Linked DNA regions of Homo sapiens: regions 2 and 3 are each linked to region 1. Evidence: chromatin loops called from intact Hi-C (ENCODE). Cell type or tissue: PC-3. All regions are shown on one strand.

Evidence for each region. Hi-C counts contacts between places; a loop is a spot of excess contacts. Peaks named below come from ENCODE experiments on the same cell type or tissue, not always from the same donor. Only the 100,000 strongest peaks of a DNase experiment are listed, where the experiment ranks them.
Region 2: it touches region 1 in a loop (9-fold over the local background); 39 of 110 quality-filtered maps call a loop at or near these places.
Region 3: it touches region 1 in a loop (4-fold over the local background); 11 of 110 quality-filtered maps call a loop at or near these places.

The regions. Positions count from the first base shown.
Region 1 is chrX:37,822,378-37,830,377 of GRCh38, reverse strand. No RefSeq gene overlaps it. Among named protein-coding and RNA genes, the nearest start is that of DYNLT3, 21 kb to the left of the region's middle. In PC-3, a CTCF peak has its summit at 4,950 (motif pointing right); a DNase peak (open chromatin) is centred at 4,957; H3K4me3 peaks cover 355 bases; H3K27ac peaks cover 431 bases.
Region 2 is chrX:37,492,575-37,500,574 of GRCh38, reverse strand. It overlaps the pseudogene FTH1P19. Among named protein-coding and RNA genes, the nearest start is that of LANCL3, 75 kb to the left of the region's middle. In PC-3, a CTCF peak has its summit at 4,610 (motif pointing left); no DNase peak of the experiment used is centred here.
Region 3 is chrX:38,171,202-38,179,201 of GRCh38, reverse strand. SRPX (sushi repeat containing protein X-linked) reads left to right here. Exons shown (of 10, transcript NM_006307.5): 2 at 858-917; 3 at 4,851-5,042; 4 at 7,145-7,321. Among named protein-coding and RNA genes, the nearest start is that of SRPX, 46 kb to the left of the region's middle. In PC-3, a CTCF peak has its summit at 3,842 (motif pointing right); a DNase peak (open chromatin) is centred at 3,871.

The sequences.
Region 1 (8,000 bases):
ACCTCTGCTAAGCATTCCTGTGGTGGATAGTGGCCTGCAATAAATCTCTTCTCCTGGTATTCATGCCCTTGTGTAGTCACTTTCTTCATTGACTCTGAACTTGGACATATGACTTGCTTTGGCCAATGAGACATATGATGAAAAAGCAAAAGTTTATTTACACATTGTATTTTTCTCTTTGTGTTCTTGCATCCTTGTCTCTTGGAATGCTCCTCCTTGGAATCTGTTAACCATACCGTAAAGAAGCTCAGGTTAGACTACTGAATGAAGAGAAGTCATCTGAAGATGGACTCCAAAGAATAAAAAGCCACCTTTGGAATTTCTACCTCCTGCCAAACTCCTAGCTAAATGCAGGCACATTAGTAACTCTGTTACACCATGTGGAGCAAAAGAATCTTCCAATTGACTTCTGCCAATCCATTACGTTTTGAGGTTGTTTGTAATACAGAAACAGGAAACAATTTCACAGACTTGCACTGGTAAAAATTAGGTCACTAGCTAGAAAGAATACAGGAAGAAAAAAAAACAAAATTAAGCCACATACCCAATATTGAGCCAATCTCTTAATCTGGAAATTCTATTCATTGACTTTCTTAAATTTGGGCTCCTGAATGATTCATTGTAGCAAGGATAGAATCACATTTAGACCAGAGAAGCATTAGTTTTCCCTAAAGTATATCAAAGATATGGGAGAGCATTAAATACTTAAACAAAAATCAGAGTACTTTTAATGAAAGGTAAGGGGAGTGTTGGATGCTGGCTAAACTATCAGCAATGTAGGCTGGGAGTGGTAGCTCATGCCTGTAATCCCAGCCCTTTGGGAGGCTGAGACTTGAGGATCACTTGGGGCCAGGAGCTCAAGACCAGTCTAGGCAACATAGTGAGACACGGTTTCTACAAAAATTTTAAAAGTTAGCTGGCTGTGGTGGTGTGCACCTGTAGTCCTAACTACTAGGTAGGCTGAAGCAGTAGGATTTCTTGAGTCAGGAGTTTGAAGTTAGAGTGAATGACACTACTGCACTGCAACCTGGGTGACAGAGTGACACACTGTCTCTTAAAAACAAAACAAAACAAAGAAATACTCTCTCACATTATTACTGAAATGTATAGCCATCTTGATCTAATTTGTTTTCCCTCTCGTGATAGGTGTACCAGTATAAGAAGTGTTTGACTTTCTCCTTAACTTTTGTATTGGTTTCCGATTGCCACTTAAACTTGGTGGTCTAAAACAACACAAATTTATTCACTTACAGTTCTGGAAGCCAGAAGTTCAAAATGGTCTTACTGATCTAAAATCAAGGTATAAGCAGAGATGTGTCCTTTCTGGAGCTTCTAGGAGAGAATCCTTTTTCTTGCCTTTTCTACTTTCTAGAGGCTACTTAAATTCCTTGGCTAGTGATTCCTTCTAGCACCCTCAAAGGTAGCAGTGTAGTATCTTCAAATCCCGTTCCTTTCTGACCTCTGCTTCCATCATTTCTGACTCTGAGCCTCTTGTTTTCATATTTCCCTTATTAGGAACCTCGTGATTATATTGGGCCCACCCCAGATATTGTCCCTATACTTAATCACACCTGCAAAATCCCTTTTGCCATGAACATATTGACAGGTTCTGAGGATTAGAATGTGGACATCTTTGTGATGGTGGGGGGTGTATTACTCTGTCTACTACAATTTTATTATCACATGAGGCTCAATGTCAGTGGTCTCTCATTCTAGGTATCAGATAATAGGGAATAGTAAGGACTGTGATAAGTTGGATAGCACACAATTTAGAAACAAGGGCTCAGGGTTAATCTTCCAGTTTTTTCAAAAAATCCAGAAATATCAATTATGATGCACAATCTCTCAATTTCAAAATTTCCATATTTTAGAACATGGTGTTTGGGTTTAAGGAGGTCCAATCAATAGTACATCTCTTTCCTAGTTTAATTCTGAATCAATTGGGAGACAAAGATAAAGATAGCTTCAAATAAAAATATTACCTTTCTGTTCCAGAATGGAACTTATCTCAGGGCAGCTAGTCTTTCTAATGTTAAACTCCAGAATTTGAATTATTGCCCAGTTGAAGGCAGAAACGTGCTCTGCTGGTGAACCAGCTACAAAGAAAAAGGGAAAAAGGAGCCATTTTACCTCTCATGGAAGGAGTGAGGAAATAAAGAAATATCAGGGGTTTTATATGAATTGATAAATCTGTACATAGAGAACGACCTGAAAGAAAACATCACAAGTTGGGGATTAAGCACTGTTCCTTTAATGCTTACCACTGAGTCATATTTTTTTACACACTCTGTAGCCCAACATTATACAGGCCAAAAGAAACATGTCTGTGGGTCACATGTAGCCCATGGGTCATTAATTTGTCGGCGTTTCATAGCTCCTGCAGATTTAGTCTTCTAGTAGCCCCTCTCACTCTACCCCAGCTCCCTCTATTGATTGGGCCATCTGGTCAGACATTGCACTTTTTCCACCAATGGTCAACCGACAAAGGGAAGGAAATGAAGCCAGCTATCATCTGGACTTGAGGCCCCATCAGAACGTCTGGGTGCAACTGCTATTGTAGCAAGCTTGGTAATGTAAACTAGGGAGTTTACATGGACAGAACTAATGTTCTATGAATCATTAGCGTAGTCTTTCTAGAGGGCAATTTGGCAGCATCTGTCAAATTTTTAAGTGCTTATGTTCCATGACCAGAGTATTAGAGATCTATACTACAGAAATAATAACATGAGTGAGAAAAAGAAAAAAAGCAAAGAAGAATTTTCTTTGTAATAACAAATTTAAAAAATGAAAACAACTTTAAAGTGTCCACCAAAAGGGGAAGGGATAAATAAATTATGGAAAAGTAAAGATGAAATATCACTTTTTATTTTATGTATTATATGATTTGAAATAGTTAAACAATTACATATTAATTTTTAGTACTTAATTTAAATTACACAATACATGATATTGTTTTTCAGCCAAAACATCATGATATAACAAAAGCCTAAAATGCCCCTTGCCCTTCATCTTGTCTTCTCTTTGTCCCCCACCTTCCCATGTACTCCCATGAGGTAAAATATACTGTCATTTTGATGTATAAGATTCCAGGCTTTTCTGCACATTTACATGAATAAATGAATGTATTTTTTATTGTAAATAATATATATGATTCTGCAGACTGCTCTTTTTATGGAACAGTATGCCTTGGGGATTTTTTTTCATGTCAGTATATACAGACTCACCTTGTTGAGTTTAGCTGCCATACTGTATCTACAGTATGGATAGGACACAGTTTATTCATTTTCCTATTGATGAACATTTAGGTAGTTTCTACTGTTCCACTCTTACAAAACAATGCTGCTATGAATATCTTTGTACAAACTTCCTTGGGTCCATGTATCCACTTTAGAAGTGAGATTACTGGGTTATAGGATGTATACCTTTCAAATCTTAATAAATAGTGTTTCTTCTGTAATTTAAAAATAATACTTTGTTTTAAGAAGCGAGAAAACAATATTCTTAAAAATAGCAAGTGGCTCTCTCATGTACAGATATACAATGTATACATATATAGCTAAAGAGATCCTGTGCCAGCCCTTAAAATTATCATTCTAAAATGGAATTCATTGTGAATCACAGCTTACCCCCCAAAAAAGCACAACAGTCATACACACTGGGCCTACTGTTTTTGGCATGCTTGGGATATAATACCCGCCGTTCTCTTTACATATACTTATGGGTAGTGTGTGTGTGTGTGTGTGTGTGTGTTTGTGTACATGCAAGCATGTGTGTGTGTGTGTCTCTGTGTGTGTGTGTTGGCACATGTGTGCTGTATAGAACTTGCAACAGGGTTTCTTCTAGATGACTCGTCTGAACCACAGCAATTTCTGTGGAAGTTGGAAGAAAATTGATGAATGTAAGAGATATCATGGAGTTGGAATCCCCTGGAAATCATGATTGGTAGGTCTAGGCAGCCAGGCACAGAGCAAAACTAAGGATGTCATGAAGTTTAGTTTCTTGTTTGCTGAGCTGAACGAGGTTTGTTGAACTATCTAAAACCACAGGGAGCACTGTTCACTGGGGTCAGCTTCGTCGATGCTGATAGCTTTGTCTCTTTGCTGCCAACAGCAGCATTTGGTAAGGTGTAAGAAGGCCTGCATTCTAGTCCTGGCTCTACCTCCAATTGGCTATGTGATCTTGAAGTAAGCATTTCACTGCACTTAATTCATCTATAAAATGAACAGGACCTTTTTCACCTTTAATATCATGGACTAGCAACTCCAAACCAAGAATTGAACAGACATTTAGATATCTGTTACACATACCTAAATCTATACAAGCTTGCATGTAACAGATATACAATGCTAAATTAATTCTTTTCATCTGTGCAGGATCTATTCTGGTATTTTTTCTTCAAGAATACTTGTTGTAAGGTTTTGCAGAACTAAAATGGGACAAATAGAAGTGAATCCAAAGATGATGTAGATGCTTCCAACAAGTGAAAGCCTGAAGTGGGAAAATTTGGGATGCCCAGACTCATAGACTGGAAGGGGATAGAATGAGAAAGAATCATCATAAAGTTGTAGAATCCCAGACTTTAAGGTTGCCTATACAAACCTCCAAGCTTCAACAGATATCAGTTCTACAAACACACCTGGCAGATGGCTATGAAAGGAGCTTGTTTGTGGTCTGGACTGGGGGGTGTGTTTTACAGCAAAAGGTAGCTGTCAGGGTAATGTCTTCCATTCAACTGGTCCCCTTTAATGCTGAACTCAGAGTAAGGCAGCACGGACATGTTTCATGAAAAAGAAACCTTGGGAGATCTTTATGCTAAAACACACACACACACACATGCACTGCACACACATGTATGGTTGGTACAGGCTTTGAAAGATATTACCTTGAAATTATTGTTTTGTTTTATCTTCAAAGACTTTATCTCTTCATGCAGTTTAGCTGTGTGGCCACCAGGGGACAGAAGGATGCCATTGATTGTATTGTGAATGTAAGCCTCGAAGTTTGTGCTCTCCCTAAGATTCAAAATGATGGCTCTCTGCTCATTTTGACCCCCTACCCAAGATATATAGTCACATATATCCAGCTTTTTCTATAAAACGAATGCCTTTGCTAAGCTGATTAAAATATGTCAAACTTTAAACTCATCATGCTGGAACCACATTTCCTAGGCCCCTGAAAAACAGCAGCAGTCTCTGGTTTGTAGCAACTCTTTTTCAGAGAAATCACTGGAATTCCAATTCCTTCTGTTTTTTTAAGGTCTCTCAGCTGTGTCTCATTTGGATTCCTCAGTGGCCTTTCCAAGGCCTCTTTTAGCCTAACTTCCCAAGACTCATTCTCCTTTGCTGGTCTCTTTCTACAAACGCAACATGGGGTTAGGTCAGTAATTCATGCAGTAAATATTTACTTTGTATTCACTGTGTGCCAAAACAAGCCCAGGCTCTCAGGAAACAAATAAAACTTTTCTGTCCTACAGCTTACATTCTAGTGAAAAGGCAGACAATAAACAAATATGTTCAGATGGCAATAAGTGCTATAGAGAGGTAATAATAAGAAATAGGAGAGGGAGATTGGGAGTTATTCAAGGAGGGGATGGTGGCAGGGCTGCTATTTTAGATGGTACTGTCAGAGCATATTTCTCTAATAAAGATGGCATTTCAGCTGTGACCTGAAGGAGGTGAGAGAGCAAGCCACATATTCCAGGAAGTTGGGGAGGGGCACAAATGTAAAGATCTTAAGGTGGCACTAGTTTCAGTATGTGTGAGGGGCAGCAAGGTGGCCAGTGTAGCTGGAGCTCAGTGAGAAATGGAGAGAATGATGGGAAATAAGATCAAATAGGTGACAAGAAATCTGATCTTGTAGGACCATATCTGTGAGATGATGCAGCTCTGACAGTTTTGAGCAGAGGATTGACATGGTCACTGTGGCTATAGTAAGAAGTGTGGGAGAAGGGATCATATTCTGGAAATGGCTTGAAGGGAAAGTTGACAGGATTTAATAATGAATTGTATGTGGTAAGTATGAGAAAGAAGAGTCAGGGGTAGGCTAAATATTTGGCCTAAGCAAATGGAGTTTCTATTTACCGGGACAAGAAAGACTTGGGGACAGGCAGTGAGGTAAAAAAGAAAACTAGAATAGTGTGTGTGTGGTCCTGAAAGCCAGGTGAAGAAAGTTTTGCAAGGAGGAGAGAGTGATCATCTGTGTCCTACACTAATGAGGTGGATGGCATCCCTTCTGGCTGTAGCTGTCGCTACAGGTGTTACTTGCCTCACAGACTCACTGACATTGCTGTGCTTTTCTGCCATGTCAGATACTTGCTGGATTGGGAAATGGTCCTCAAGTGTTAGAGACAATTCCACATGACCTCAAAACATGATGGTCCTCTATAGTCTGTTCTCAGTTCCCAGTTTCCTGGAGCTCAACTAGTTAACAGACACCTGAACTCTCATCCTGCATCAGGGGACAAAGGGACACACTACTCAGTGCTGCATTCAAAAAGCTCCTCTCCACCACACTCTGTTCAGCTTCCGGAGCAAAGTCTGTGAGAGGACCCCAGCTTTTTCCTTTTATAGTGGTTCTTTTCCACCTAGAATGCTGCCGGGGGTTGAGCGTCTACCTCAGCTCTCCCATACAAATCCTAGGGCGTCAAGCAATACTGCCTGTTTCATGGCCATTAAACCTTCATGTCCAATCTACGCAGATAATCCCAGGCACTCCAGGACTCACAGTGGCCCTAGACATACAAGCTGTACTGCACTAAATTAAAGAATCGTGCCATAAGCATTTTGCTGAGTAAATGGAATTACTAAAATAGAGACATGTTATTCTCACCCAATTTTTAGCTGTTTGTTTAACATCATAACATAATTTTGCTTTTATATACTGTCACTAATTAAAATTTAAGTTTGAAATTATCATTCTCTTCCAAGATCAGTTTTTGAGATAAACCCCTACCCCTTCTTCCCATCCCAGTCAATTTTATTATCTCCATTCATTTACCATGACTCTTCATAAATATCTTACGAAGGTATAGGGTAAGCTTAGGGGGAAACACGTTGTCCAGATTCAAGTCCTAACTGATTTGTTTCTTAGATGCATGACATTGGGAAAATTGCTTAATATCTCCATGACTCAGTTTTCTCTCCTAGAAAGCACAGATAATAATTGTTGTGAAGATTAAACAAGATGAAGTATGTAAAGTTCCAGGCACATTGTAGAAGCAAGAAGATAGAGTCCATCTTAGCTTGGGTCCATAAGAAAGAAAAATGTTGGCCCCAGTCAACATGCAATGATCACATAATGTAGCAATAAATAAGCTCTAGTTGCTTTAAGCCATTGAGATTTTGGGGGTTGTTACTTCAGCAGAACCAGGTGCTGACTAAGTAAAACAGAAATTGATACAGTGGCTAGGGCATACTATAACAAAATCTAAAATGAGTGACTTTGACAGAGTGGTAGGTTGGTGGGTGTTAAGGAAACATATTGAAGACTGAAAAGATGAAGATCCCTGTTAAGCAGAGGCAAAGCATTTGTTATAAATGTTGCCTATAGTCACTTGGGAAGAAAATCATGTGCCTATTGAATGTGTAGATTTGGAGGGAAAGATGGAAAACATAATGCTAGTAGTCTGTTGTTTGCTGTTAACTGAGAATTGACTGGCTTGACAGTAGAAATGATGGAAACGTCTCAGTATCAACTAAAGTTTATGGACTTTGCACATAATGCTGTGACAGGTTGGAAGAGCTTTGAGATTGCCCCCTTGACAGTAGGTATACTATCAAGAAATGAAGAAGTAAAGCAAAAGGAGTAAACACAAGCCAAATCATGAAATCTCTTTTAAGCCACATTAAGGAGTTAAGTCTCTTTCTTGAAGCAGCAGGAAGCCTTCAAGGGTTTTTGAAACAGGGATGACATGAGTGGCCTGGAAATGAATTTCTTATCAAAATTTAGAAGAGGCTAACATCTTATAAACAATATATGTGCACAAATCAGATCATGCATAA
Region 2 (8,000 bases), 330 kb after region 1:
ATACATTTCTGGTTTTCATAAATTATCCGCTCTGTGGAAGTTTGATATAGCAGCATGAACAGACTGAGACTCCAACGCTTGTTTTTGTTATTTGTTCCAGTTGTTGTTTGCTGGTTTAGTGACTTTGTTGAACTCATTTTGTAACATCTGTATTCTTTGTCATGTGTGGCCACCGACATCTCATTCCTGTTATTGTAGTGGTCAGCTTGTGAATTGAAAGAGTTCTTATCTAGAACCACCCCTCCTCAACAAAACAAAACAAAACAAGAAACAATCCCCTAGTTTTCACAGATGGGCTCTTTGTGCATATTAGAACACACTTTCCTTTGGGAGGCCAACGTGGGCGGATCACAAGGTCAGGAGTTGTAGACCAGCCTGGCCAACATGGCAAAACCCCATCTCTACTAAAAATACAAAGAAAATTAGCCAGATGTGGTGGTGGTCGCCAGTAATTCCAGCTACTCGGGAGGCAGAGGCAAGAGAATCAGTTGATGCAGAGGTTGCAGTGAGCGGGGATCCTGCCACTGCACTCCAGCCTGGGTGATAAGAGTGAAACTCTGTCACCACCTGCCCCGCCTGCAAAAACAAACAAATAAAAAACACAAAAGTAAACAAAAACAAACAAACAAACAAAAGAAAGAACTTTCCATTTTCAGCTTGGCAGTATACAGCACAGCCATAGCTTTCACTTCCTGCTTGAGGGTAACCTGAAGCGCCCATCACAGCTGGGTGTTATTTAACTCACCAAACCAAAAAGCTAGGTGTGCCCAGTGGTACAAGGTGCGGGGTGCTGTGAATTAAGCAACTGTCTGGGTGAGGGGGGAGGGTATATATCCATGTATGCTGATAACTCCGTAAAATAAATGTATATAAGGATATACAGAAACCTCCCCCTCAAAAAACAGGGACAGGGAGAAGCCTTCATAATATACCCTTTTATATGTTTTATTTCTGAACATTGTGGATATATTACTTCTCCCAACACTTAAAGAAATTCATTACTCCTGGGAAGTCAACAAGAACAGGTAACCTTTTCTAGAATACTGGCTATGAATTACAGCATGAGATAGCAGCCAGTTAGAGATGCAGACAAGGTTTATGGAATTGTGTGTTTAGTGAACATGGAGAGTGAAATTGATCATTAAGGGCTGGATGCAACAGAGAGAACACGGACTCTGAGTCTGAACACCTGGAAGGGTCATGTACACACACACAGACACACACACACACACAAAACGCACAAACCTGCCATTTATTTATTAAAAAGATACGAAGAGACCAATTCCACAGGTCTGTTGCTTAAATAAAGTCTCCTATGGCATGTGGAACAAGGAATTGAGATGACAGCAGAACAGAAATGATGCAAAGACATTACCTCTTTCTGAAGCCAGGTGATTCTGACTCTATCACCTACTAACTATAAGGTTTCAGATAGTGACACTACTCTGAAACCATTTTCTCGATGTAAAATAGGGGAGATCCATGTCTCACAGGGTTGTTGTGAGAAGGACACAGGCAATGTCTGGAAAGCACCTGAAATGGTACCTAACGTAACATGCGCTTGACAAATACTTGCTATGTAAAAGCAAGGAGAAAGATGCATTTAATTTTTTCTTTTGTGAAACTTTATTGCAGTATACATGACAAAATATATATATATATATACATATATATATATATATTCAAGGTATATAATGTGATGTGTTGATATGTGTATACCTTGTAAATGATTACCAAAATCAACCCAATTAGCATATCCATTACCTCACATAGTTGCTTTTTAGTGGTGAGAACACTTAATATATACTCTCCTAACTCTAGGATAGAATACATTATTATTAACTATAGTCATCATGCTGTACATTGGTTCTTCAGAACTTTTTCAACTTACAACATGTGTGTACCCTTTGAGCAGAAAAATGCCTTCTCCTTACAGTCTTTTTATATCAGATGAATCATAACAAATAGAATATCTACAAAGTAGCTTAAGTAGCAAGGCTAACTGCTGTTATTTATCAGGAACCCTGGGGCATATTAAATGTCAGAGTTTATACTTCTGACTCAATTATGACAGGGCTCTACACTGGGTTCTGCAACTCCCTTGGCCTTGTCCTCATGGATACCAAGTGGCTGTTTCTGCACAAAGATCACATCTCCATACCAGCATTCAATCAGCATGACAAGGATGAGGTGAAATTATTATTTTCACAAAGTGCTGTCATTTATCAGGCAAGTAAAATTTTATTAGAAATCCATGTTATTTCCATTTATGTATTTGGTGAGAACTCATTCATCTGGCAAACTCTAGCAGCAGGAAATAGTAGGAAAGCAAATATCTTGAAAGAGAAAAACAATTTTCACGATTCATTTTGACTAGTTATTATTTATCCCAAGACACTGTCAACACCATGACTCTTAAAACTTCAATGTTCTCTTACTAAGGAAGAAAGTATAGAATGGCTTTTGTATCAGTAATGGATAGTGTCTGTCATAATCTCTTTTCTGAGATAATTGATTAAATCATGAGCATATTAGATTAGATAATTCAGGCAATTGCTTTCTGCCAAAGAGTAGTGGTGGTAGAAAATGTATGAGAAAGCTACAATAAGCATTTTGGACAGTGAAAGACCATTGAAATGTTAAAAATCTCCGGTGAATATTTTTAGGTAAATTTAGGGTCTGTTCCTACAGATACTAAATATTTTAGTCTTTGCATGTCATATAGTCTCTGTCTCATCTACTAACTCTGACTTTGCAGTTAATACCCAGCAATGGGCAATATATCAATAAATGGGCATGGCTCCGTTTCAATAAAACTTTATTATAAAGACATGGTTGGCTGAATTTGGCTTATAGGCTATAGTTTAACAATCCATGGTATAAGACAGACCAGTTTGTGATAAAACAAAATGGACAAAATTGTGTCTGTGTCTGTGTGTGTGTGTGTGTGTGTGTGTGTGTGTGTGTGTGTCTGTATGCAAAATCAATGGAACTGAGAGGATTCCAATTCACTTTAAATATTTTCAAATACAATAATGTTGAAATTACAATAAAGTTATGTTATGTTTGATCCAATACTTGCATGAGGGTATGACTTAGTGCGTTTAAACAGCAACATCAGTATTATTTTCCAGCTCCCCAAGTGTCTGCTCAGGCTGCCACAACAAAATACCATAGAGTGTATTGCTTAATAGAAACTTATTTCTCACAGCTCTGGAGGCTGGAAGTATGAGAACAGGGTAATCACATGGTTTCTGGTGACAGCTGTCTGATTTGCAGATGACCAACTTCTTACTGTGTGCTCAAATGGCATGGCAGAGAGAGAGGGAGAGAAAGAGCATGCTCTCTGGTGTCTTTTCTTGTAAGGACTATCAGACAAAGGCTCCTTCCTCATGACCTCACCTCATCTAAACCTAATTATATCTTGAAGGCCCCTGTAGTGTGAAGGGTCCCAATCAGCTTACTAAAAGGTTTATTTCTGCTGCCCAAACCCTGAAGGCCAGGCCATGAGCCAAGGCCATGTTGCCCAGCCAGAGAGCAGGTGTCCCTGAGAACTCAAACATTCCAGACAGTATCTGAGAACCTATCAAGAAAAAGTCTCATCGCTTAAACACAGTAAGCAAGGAGCCAGAAAATTAGCTGAAAAGTACTTTAAAAATAATAAGCGGTGCAGATCTCTACAGCTGTCCTGCTGTTGTCCCGGAGTGCCTCCTATGTGAATCCTAATAATCTCATCTACTCGCCAAGCTGGACTTCTCCAAGTCATTTCTTGATCTCTTAGCTCACTCCCAGTTTGGGGGAAGGTATTTCTATATGATTCCAGGATTTTCTCCTTACAGCCCCATCTTCAAATACTATCACCTTGGAAGATAGTGCTTCAACATATGATTTGGAGGGTACATGAACATTCAGTTGATAGCATTCTGCCCCTGGGGCCCCCAAATTCATGCCCTTCATGCATGCAAAATCCATGCTTTCCAACCTCCCAAAACAACCCTTATTTCTTTGAGGACCCAAACAGCCTTTGTAGAACTAACAAATTAGCCACAAGATTAGAAATTATGGCTCAGGAGTCATGTAGTCAGAGGTCACAAGGCTCATAACCTCCCTAACTGCTTCTATAGATAGCATCACTATTGTAAAACTTAAGACTGGTGTGCAAGACCCTTCATTCTGTTGGACCAGCTGGTTCCACCTGGACTGGTAAGCTGGTTTAACTGGTCTTGTGATCTGACCCAGGAACTGACTTAGCACAAGAGGACAGCCTCAACCCCCATGACTTAATCCTTGACCCAATTAATGAGGATGACCCCTTCGCTAGCCCCCACCCACCAAATTATCATTTAAAAACCCTAGTCTCTAAATTTGGATCACAAGCACAGTGTTCTAGGAGTAAATTCAAGGGAAAGCTGGTTGAGATAGAATAGGGGTGTGGGGGGTGTGGAGTATAGCACAGAAAGTTGTCACAGCACAACCTTCCTCCTGTCTTGGGACTGAGGTGTGGGGGGTAGGGAAAACAGCCATGTACCCTCCTGAGTCCTGGAGACACCTGACAACCAAACAGCTTCTAAGGTTTTTTCCTTCTCAGTATGCAGGGCAACTTGGTTACTAGACATGCAAGAGAGACCCCCAGTGGCAACGTGTAGAAGTGAAGTATTTTCCCAAAGCATAAAGACCACAAAGAAACATAAGGGTAGAGGATGATGGCTTCCAACCCATTGTCTTTATCAAACTAATGCAGGGACAGAAAATCAAATACCACATGTTCTCACTTATAATTGGGAGCTAAATGATGAGAACACGTGGACTCAAAGAAGGGAACAACAGACACTGGGGCCTACCTGAGTGTGGAGGGTGGGAAGAGGGAGAGGAACAAAAAAATAACTATTGGGTACACGGTTTAGTACCTGGATGATGAAATAATCTATTCAACAACCCCCCATGACAGCAGTTTACCTATATAAAAACCTGCACTTGTTCTCTTGAACCTAAATAAAAGTTAAAAGAGTAGAGGATGATAATGGTGATAAACCATGAGTACCACATAGTGAACATACACTGTGCCAGGCATTGCTCTAAGTGATTTACATGTATTAACTTATTTAATCTCAACAACCCAATGGGGTTAATGCTTTTATTATCCCTATATTACATATGGAGAAACTGAGGCACAGAAAAGTTAAACAACTTACCCAAGTTTACCTAAAATGAGTGGCCAAGATGGGATTTGAACCCAGGCAATCTGAGGTTAAGAAAACACTACACCATATTTTCTCTCCAAAACAGAAAATTAAGAAGTCCCCTCAGTCAACTTAAAGTTTGAAACACTCAAAAATTAATGCTTGCTCTCTTCTTTCTCATATCCACAGGAGAACAGTCAAAGGACATATATATTTCAGTAGGTAATAGCTGAGACAAAGTCAGAGAATTCAGAAGTCCTTACAGCAGGCAGAGAAAGACCTACAGCGAGAAGACCAAATTTGACTAAGATGAGTAAAGGGACAATAGCATTTTCTGTAAACTGAACTCAAAGTGCCAGAATCCTAATTTTTAAGAAAAGTGTTACAGTGCACTCATATGGAAATGTGTAAGATAATTATTGCACTGCTAAACTTGTTTGTATCTTAATAAATGCTTATATGGTTTGACTGTGTCCCCACCCAAATCTCCTCTTGAATTGTACTGTCATAATTCCCACGTTTTGTGGGAGGGACCCAGTGGGAGATAATTGAATCATTGGGGCGGTTTCCCCCATACTGTCCTACCAGTAGTGAGTAAGTTTCACAAGATCTGATAGTTTGATAAGGGGAAACCCGTTTTGCTAGGCTCTCATTCTCTTGTCTTGTCTGCTGCCATGTGAGACATACTTTTCACCTTCCACCAGGATTGTGAGGCTTCCCCAGCCACGTGGAACTGTAAGTCCATTAAACCTCTTGCTTTTGTAAATTGCCCAGTCTTAGGTATGTCTTTATCAGCAGCATGAAAAACGGACTAATACAATGCCCAAAACAATCCACTAGCTTTAAAATGATGCAAGCTACCCAAGTGTCTCTGACTAAAGTATATATTCTGTAAATTTTTGACTTTTACCTTTGTAGCCCACAAAAGAAACAAGATTTTTTTGTTTCTTGTTTCTTTGTAACTTTCTTTTGTGGCACAGAAAATAGATGTTTTTAAGTATTTTTCAACAGACATGGACAATGTTATGGTTTACATGGATGGAGGTTTCCTTTGGTCAAATAGAGAGTAGACTGAGAGAGGAGAAGAGTTTTTAATGGGGAACAAGAAAAAAATCTTAGACAAACAGGTGTATCATTTCCATATGGAATCTTCTTCTGACTAGGAAATAATACCTTTCTATCCATAGCCATAAAGAAAAGGTAAAAGGCGAACTTTTCTCTATATCTTGAAAGGAGAAACCAGAGGCCACATTGAGCTTCACAGGAAGAGGATGATTTTGAGATAAGCTTGGGGGCAGACATTGGGAATAAGCTAATAAGCTTGGGGCAGATAAAGGTCAAGGTGGGACCAGCAACTCTCTGGGTGTTCAAACACATCAACCATCCTCTAAATGTTAGCTGCCCCGCACTTTGGACTAGATTTCTCATACTCTCCCTTATAGTCTCTTTCTGGTGAGGTCATCCAATCACATGACTTCAATACCGTCTATAAAATGTCCCCCATATGTCTACTTCGAAACGTGACATTTTTGCAGCTCCTTGATTCACATTTCCACTTGGATGTCTAATGAAAATCTGACTTTACATGGCATGCATTCCCCGCTCCTCCACCCCGGGGGACCCATGCAACCATCCCCACGGGAGATAATAACACCATCATCAACCCAGGTGCTCAGGTCCAAACTTCAGAACTTACATTATATTCCCCCTCTCCCACTCCTCACCTCCTGTCCATGAGTAAAGTTTGTCTCCCTTTGTCGAAAGTCCATCTGGAACTGGTCGACCTCTCTTCATTTCCTCAGCCACCATCACAGCTCAAGCTGCACTAGTCTCCTACCTGGATCGGCTATACTGGCTCTGCCTGGTCTGCACCTTCAACTCTCTGCCACCCCTCTACATTCTTCAGAGCAGACAGTCACTGCCTTGACATTTGGGGGCATTTATTCTACTTTATATTTATTCTACTTTATATTCAATATCACAAATTTGACCTTCAGCTTTGACCTTATGTTTTTCAGTCCTTCTTTTGAGCTGTTTTTTTAACCAGTTTAATGGAAGAAATGGTACAGTTGAAGGGCAAGATGCAGGAAGTCACCCCATATCTGTGGGGAAGGCAGCCTAAGGCTCAGTCCCATTATCCGTGTCACTCAGGGTGAGCTTGCCAAAGAGGTACTCTGCCATACTGTCCCCCAGAGCCCCCATCTTGCTGCCCAGAAGCAAGAATACTTAGCAATTGCATGTTTTAAAAAGATAACTTTTCATGTCAAGTTAAAGACTATTATTTTTATCCCCGCCCAATCTCATTCCCTTCCCTTCTTCTCCAGAGGCAACCGCTAGGATGAATTCCATACCATGTTTTATACCATACCATGCATACACACCCACAGATACCATGGCCCAAGACAGCACGCCCCACCCGACCCCACCCACCCCACACATCTCACCCCACCCTACCCCACCTCACCCCACCCCATCCCACATGCCCTCAAAGTTTATAAGGGGAAGACTAATGTATTTTCCAGGGGCCCATAAAATACCTTTCCCTTCCACCCCCGCAGATCCTGAGCTGCATGCAGATGGGGCAGGGCTGAATGGAAAGACTGCTGAATACCTACTTTAAACCTGCATGGGGATGTGCCCTGATTCCTAAAAGGTGAGAGTGCTGCAGATACGCATCAGCTGGACACCTTTATTGCTTTGAGAACAGATAACTTTATTGCCAACAACGGTAAAACTGAGAGGAGAAAAATGAAGAGAATGTTCTGAAAAGGGAACATGGACGTCCCGCCTGGTGGCGCGAGCAGGGGAAGGCACCCCGTG
Region 3 (8,000 bases), 350 kb before region 1:
GGCCGAGGCGGGCAGATCATCTGAGGTCGGGAGTTCGCGACCAGCCTGACCAACATGGAGAAATCCCGTCTCTACTAAAAATACAAAATTAGCCAGGCATGGTGGCACATGCCTGTAATTCCAGCTATTCAGGAGGCCGAGGCAGGAGAATCCCTTGAACCCAAGAGGCGGAGGTTGCGGTGAGCCAAAATCACACCATTGCACTCCAGCCTAGCAACAGAGTGAGACTCCGTCTCAAAAAAAAAAAAAAAAAAAGAAATTTTACTTGAGCCATACGTTCATGAGAGGTTCTAAATAAGCACACAGATAGTCTATTTCAGCCTTCATTTCCTACAAATGCTGTATATAGAAGCAACTTTGTGTTTCTTTTGTCAAGATAAGACATTTGATTTACCTCCTTATCTTGCATTTAAATTTATTTCACAAGATGGACCTGTTTTCAGGTACCATAAACACCCAGTTCTACTGGGTTTTCTTTGACTGCTGGGGAAACTGTGGACTGTGTCTGATGCACACATTTTATTGCATCTCCCCTGGCATGAGATTCATATACATTGGCATCTTCTCAGAGTGAAGTTGACTCTCTCTGTTTCCCTATTCCAGAATTTCACTTGGCATATGGTGATTCCAAAACAGTTTGAGGCTCATTTTGCTTGGTTTTTGGCAATCTCAGCTCAGCCGGTTTCACTCTGAGAGATCTCCTGTTTGTTCCTTCATGAATGGCCACAGAAGCTTTTGCTCTTGGCTCTGCATTCTAATAGCACCTCCTGCATGGTCTGTGGCAAAGGAATGCTTTGAAATATGCGTCCATACTATGTGGCTTTTCTTGCTGCAGTTTCTGTTCTTTTTTATTGTAGGATCGGGAGACTCACCACTAGAAGACGATGAAGTCGGGTATTCACACCCTAGATATAAAGGTGAATGCTTTGCTTATGTGCTAATGAGGACCTGCTGGTGCCAGGAGAACTTTCCTTTTTGCCTTGTGAAACAGATTGTAATAAAGTGACCAGACAACACATTTAAGTTCTAATTATCTATCAAGGAAAAAAAAATATATATATATACTCCCTTTTTTAAAAAAGGAAATAAAGCAAAATGCATTGGAAATCTCTGAAATGCTGTCTTTCAGCATCCCAATGGTCATTTTATTCTCATAAGTTTCTTTACTGTCCTCACTTCTGCAAAGGCAGCTGTAGCTGATGAAAGTGAAAATCAAGCCTAATTCATACATTACAGCCAGAATCATCCAGAGTAAACCACCTAAGGTCAAATCTGGACCAAGTGCTGATAATGTACTAAGATGAATGGGGAAGGAGAAAACTTGATTTTCATAAGCTCATTTCATCGTGCTCTTTCTGAGCCCAGCATGGCTTCTGAAACGGTATGTTAAAGTATGTTGCTCAAATGAAACTTAATGATAAAGAACTCCATCTCTACATATTCCCAGCAATCCACTCCCCAGCACGTATAAAAAGCCTAAACAAGAACCTTCTGTCCAGACTCAGGTAAGTATGTCCACAAATATTTCTACTGGTGAAACATTTCTCTGAAGCTTAGGGAAACCTGGGAGAAATGAAGGTAAATTTAGAGATGCTTTCTCTCTGAATCTAGTTCCTCTTACAGTGGAGGAAGAATTTGAAAAAAAAAAAAAAATGGTTAACAAAGTTTCACTGCGGCATTTTGCCCTGGAAATTTGTCCTAATTCCTGGGATGAGGACATGGCCCTTGTTTGTTGTGATGTGTCTCAGATACAGGAGAATCAGGGTAGGACTGGACAACTTTTGACTGGAGATGTCCTTCAGTTGTTTTCTACACAAGTGAACAATATTTCCAATATAATGACTGGTGCCTGGTGCTTATGTGCAGGTGTGCTTCCCATCACATACCACATTTTTTTGTGAGATCTGAATGCAAATACTCATTCCTACCTATAGTTTCTATCTCCATAGCCTCAGGAATTAACCAATCAAGCAAAGCACAAATACGTTAATCAGATGCTTGGGGTAAGGAAAGGTTCTAATTCGCAAAACTTCTTAACTATTTATGGGTTTAGATTTTTTTTTCTTTGAGTCCCTTGTTGAAAAATCTTCCTAAAACACATGCATGCACAGATGACCCTTCACATCTACAGCAGGGGTTGCCTAGTGCCCTCAGGTCCTTGTTCTTCACATCCATCTTCACCTCACAGCATTGCAAATGTGACAGGTAGACCAGATGGCCAAAATGTGTGCTTGCCCTAGAACTTACCCTGAATGTTTAAGAATAAATTTTCTTAGGGCATTGTTTCTATTGTCAGTTAAATTGCTTACTGGTAGCAATCATTTCAGTATGTATAAGTATATCAAAGCATCATGTTGTGCGCTTCATACAATAAAATTTAAGTTTTATTTATTTTTATTATTATTTTTTGAGATGGAGTCTCACCCTGTCACCCAGGCTGTAGTGCAGTGGCGTGATCTTGGCTCACTGTAACATCCGCCTCCCAGGTTCAAGCGATTCTCCTATCTTAGCCTCCCAGGTAGCTGGGACTACAGGCACACGCCACCACACCCAGCTAATGTTGCATTTTTAGTACAGACAGGGGTTTCACTATGTTGGCCAGGCTGGTCTCGAACTCCTAACCTCAGGTGATCCACCCACCTTGGCCTCCCAAAGTGCTGGGATTACAGGCGTGAGCCACTGCACCTGGCCAAGTTTTTTTAATTTTAAAAGCTAGAGACAAGCCATTATTAAGTGAGGGTTTAGTTTTAGATCCTGAGGCCCCTGCACAATGTCCAGCACAGAGTAAGTGTTTTTGAATTAAAGTAAAATAAGAAAGAAAATTAAATGTAACCAACATTTACGGTGCTCCTGGTATGTGGCAAGCATGGCTTTTGATTCTTTTGCTTGGAATACCATCATATATTCATATTAATTGAGTGAGTTTGTGATGTATGAGTATGCAGGTCATATATATACATACATTAGTTCCCCCTTATCTGCGGTTTCACTTTCCAAGGTTCCATTTACCTTCAGTCAACCGCAGCCCCAAAATATTAGATATTTTGAGAGAGAGACAGTACATTCACCTAACTTTCATTACAGTATATTGTTATAATTGTTCTATATTATTATTAGTTGTTGTTAATCTTTTATCATGCCTAATTTATAAATTAAACTTCATCATAGGTATGTTTGTGTAAGAAACAAACAGTATATATAGCGTTAGGTACTATCCAAGGCTTCAGGCATCCAATATCCCCCGTGGGCAAAGGGGGAGTACTGTATATCACAAATATATGTAGTACATACAGATTATATTAAAACCCTTAGAGGAAGGAAAATTTATTCAAGGAAGTTCTTTAGGCCTTGTGTGAGCTCCTACACGTTTATATCCACATGGTTAAATTTAATCAGCTCTAGGTTAAGCCTTTAGGACATCACCTTTACCTAGAAAGTCCAGGGAAGATTACTTGAGTCTTGAGTTTAGGGCTCACTTGCAGCTGTCTGCAAAACATGATATGACGAAAGTATTAGCCAGACCAGGGACGGTGGTGCGTGCCTGTAGTTCCAGCTACTTGGGAAGCTGAGACAGGAGGATCACTTGAGCCTAGGAGGCCGAGACTGCAGTGAGCAATGATCATGCCACTACACTCCAGCCTGGGTGACAGAGTGAGACCCTGTTTCTAAAAAAGAAAAAAAAAAGAGAAAGTATTAGCTGAAGGAAATGTGAAGGCAAAACTAAAACAGTGGTCTATGCATAAGACGTGGCCAGAACTGTTGGTTTTTGTAACTGAGAAGCAGTTGGAGGCATATCCTCAGAAGAGAATTCCTGGGAAAGTAAAACAGGGTCTGTCCTCCTTCCTGGCCACATGATGGCGGTCTTACCTCACTCACTGACAGCTCAGGTGCTGGGTTGGAGTGATGAGCCAGGCAGTTGCAGGGAAGTGGCTCCTATTCATGGCATTGAGAGCCCGGCAGGCTTTAGGGAACTCCTCACTGTTCCCCATCAATTGTGGGACAATGGGGCAGTGGCTGCTGTAGGAACTTATCCACCAAGGAGCTAGTGTTGCCCTTATATTTTATGGATCTCAAAGAGAACATTTCAAAAGCACAGCAGGGAGGTTCTGATTTATTCATTTCATCCCAGCTGTGCTTTGGGCAACTATGAGACCAAAATCAAAACACCTGCAACTTTGCCATCTGGGGAGGGTGTCACCCTGTTACGTAAATGGGGCATAACTGGGGACACTTCTCTATGGAGAGCAATTGTTCTGTGACTTTAAGCGAAATTTATATCTTGTTACAAACACCTGGAAATTGTAGCATCATTTAGATTAATGCCAGTATTACAACATTTTAGAGAGAATGTGCATACGGCTCAGACGAAATCCAAATTAACCAATTATTGAATCCCTACCGCTATGTATGACATCAGTTGCCCTTGAAAGAATTATCTAAAAAATAAAAATAAAAAATCTTATGTATCTAGTTAAGGGAAATACTAAAAAGAACAAGCATTTATTGAACATATATGCTAGGTACTGTGCTAGATGCTTGATATGCAATTTTTATTTCGTCCTTGTAACAGCACTATGGCATAAGTATAGATATTGACTCAGAGAGGTTAGCTAACTTGTCTAAGATCACACAGTCAGTTATAGAGGAACTCAGATTCATGTTCAGATATATCTGACACTTAGTCCCATGATCATAACCTCCCTACCCGGAGACACCTAAGAAAACATGGGGCACTAATTGAAGGTCCAAAATTTGGAATGTAGCCAGCCTGGGACAGTAAGAGTAAGGGGACACATTTTCTGAAAGTGTCATTTCATATTTATCTCCTCTTTTGTTTCTGCTACTTGTAGATACCCCGTGGTGCTCCCCCATCAAGGTGAAGTATGGGGATGTGTACTGCAGGGCCCCTCAAGGAGGATACTACAAAACAGCCCTGGGAACCAGGTGCGACATTCGCTGCCAGAAGGGCTACGAGCTGCATGGCTCTTCCCTACTGATCTGCCAGTCAAACAAACGATGGTCTGACAAGGTCATCTGCAAACGTGAGTAGGCCAGCTCTGTGTTGGGTCCTCAGGGATGACCAGAGCCAAAGTTCTTTTGCTCTGAGATTGAGGATTTTCACTGAATATTGATGAGAAAAATTCTCCTTATGATCAGGGGGACACCAGGGGGATTCTAAGATATGGTGGAAGTGAGTTGGCTCCTCTCAGAGAGAATGATATGATCAGCTGTTTGAGAAAAGGGGAGAGAAGATCATTGTTCAGAAAATGAGTTACATTTGTTCAGTTAGTGCTGGATCCTGAAGAGGTGTTGGGGATTTAGAAACAAATAAGACGCACATGGGTCCTGCCATGAAGAGGCTTTAGTAAGGCAGAGGTGTCAACTGGGAGATAAGTACAAGAAGGGTACAAAGTCAGGGACATATGGTAGCAGATTAAAGAAGAGTTCTCCTGGCTGGGCGCAGTGGCTCATGCCTGTAATCCCAGCACTTTGGGAGGCCGAGGCGGGTGGGTTGCCTGAGCTCAGGAGTTCGACACCAGCCTGAGCAACACGGTGAAACCCCATCTCTACTAAAATACAAAAAATTAGCTGGGTGTGGCAGCGTGCATCTGTAATCCCAGCTACTCAGGAGGCTGAGGCAGGAGAATTGCTAGAACCCGGGAGGCGGAGGTTGTAGTGAGCCGAGATTGTGCCACTGCACTCCAACCTGGGTGACAGAGCAAGACTCCATCTCTTAAAAAAAAAGAAAAAAAAAGTGTTCTCCCAAGGAGTGGGGCTTAGGGAGGCAGGAAAGAGTCACAGAAGAAGTGATGCTTATTTATGAAAGTGAGTGTGCCTCAAGGGAGAAGCTTAGAGGAGCAGCATTTCAGGGGCTGGCTTTTAGCTTCATGACAAGTCATACCTCATTTGGAAAATTGCAAGTGGTACAGCATTGTTGAAGCACATTTTAGATGTCTTTGGTATTCAAAACAGCCACCACTTTTTGAGCGCTTATGGTTTGCCAAGAATTTCACATACATTTGATTTTTACAGTAACACTATCAATATGGGTGCCATTATGTTAACTTCATTGTCAGGGAAACTGAGGTTTCAAGGCTGCAGCCATGTCATCGAGACTATGCAGACTCTGCAACTGGGTGACTGTAGTGGACAATCTGCTCTACCCAGATCTCCTCGATGCCTTTTACTAGTTGTATGTATCCAGTACCCAGCTTCTGAGTACTTTGCTCTTAAAGACTTGGAACTTCAACCTTATTCAGAAGACTGCTCCTTCAGAGGACTGATCCCACTCGCTCTCTCTCTCTCTCACTCTCTCACTCTCGTTCTCTTTTCACAAGAGAAAGCATCTCCTGTGAGCAGCCTGTAGCTGCCCAATGACTGACTGATAAAGAATTATGAAAGCCCAGCTTCCTTGCCTGGGGGCAGGACAGAATGAGCTGTCATTCACACTCCAGAGCTTCCCTATGGGATCAGGCTGCTGCTGACTTTGCCTGAGATCTCATCTTGCCTGGATTTCTCCCCTTCCCTGTTCTGCTTTCCTCACCCCCTCACTAGTCTCCCTGGGAGCACTTTCTTACTAAACCTCATGCACATAAATCCGTATCTCAGAATCTGCTTCTGGGGAGCTCAACCTAAGATAGTGGCTTAGCTGGGTTGCCAACCCAAGCCAGTGTGACAGGAAACTTTGTGTCTTCTGTGTGACATAAAACCATCCATTGTTTCTTAAATTCCATTTGTTTTATTTATTTATACAAAGTCGTGTTCTTGTTGCCCAGGCTGGAGCGCAATGGCGCAATCTCAGCTCGCCGCAACCTCTGCCTCCTGGGTTCAAGCGATCCTCCTGCCGTAGCCTCCCGAGTAGCTGGGATTACAGGCATGCGCCACCACGCCTGGCTAATTTTGTACTTTTAGTAGAGATGGGGTTTCTCCATGTTGGTCAGGCTGGTCTCGAACTCCCGAAGTCAGGTGATCCACCTGCCTCGACCTCCCAAAGTGCTGGGATTACAGGAGTGAGCCACTGCGCCTGGCCTTCTTATATTTAAATTAACTTTTCACCTCATGCTTTCAGAGTTTCTAGACTCTGAAATGAAACTCTATAGACAAAAACTAAGAAATGCTGAATATCTGATTTTCTCATTTTCAGAAAAGCGATGTCCTACCCTTGCCATGCCAGCAAATGGAGGGTTTAAGTGTGTAGATGGTGCCTACTTTAACTCCCGGTGTGAGTATTATTGTTCACCAGGATACACGTTGAAAGGGGAGCGGACCGTCACATGTATGGACAACAAGGCCTGGAGCGGCCGGCCAGCCTCCTGTGTGGGTAAGAAAATGCCACAGCCCTTAGGAGGCACTTGCTTTGGGAGGAGCAGGGGGTGTTCACATCGTGGATTGTAAAGGGAGCATCACTATTCCTCCTGTAAGGCCTAAGCATGCAACTTTGCTCTCAGTAGCATCACTGGTTCTCTGGCTCAGCCCTAGATCTAACCTCAGTGTCTATCCTGGAGCTGACTTCGTAGCTGATGGCTTCCATCTGACTTTTGTCTTTTTCTTGGTTTGCTATTGAGGCAACTACAGGCTGGCAGAGATGTGGCATACTCCTGCTGATTTTAGTTCGGGGGCCTGAGCAAAGTTATTGACACTATAGGGACAGTCCAGTAGAGAACATCTATGTGTCTTTCAGCCCCAATGTAGCTTCTTTGTCATTGACTCTGGTGGTCAGCAAGCACTCAATTTGTTCAGCTGGAAGGGATTTGGATATTTTGCCTTACTCTGGGTTTGTTGGGCAGTGAGTGGTTCCCATGGTGTGGTCCTGGGAGCAGAAGCAGCAGTAGCATCTCCTGGTCTAAGAATGCAAATTTTTACCAACCCACCCCCACCACCTGCTGAGTCAGAAACTTTAGGGGTCAGGCACAGCATTTTGTTTTTTAATGAGCATTCCAGGGATTGTGAGGCACTCAAATAGAGAGCTACTGATCTAAGGCACTGCTTCTCAAACTTTA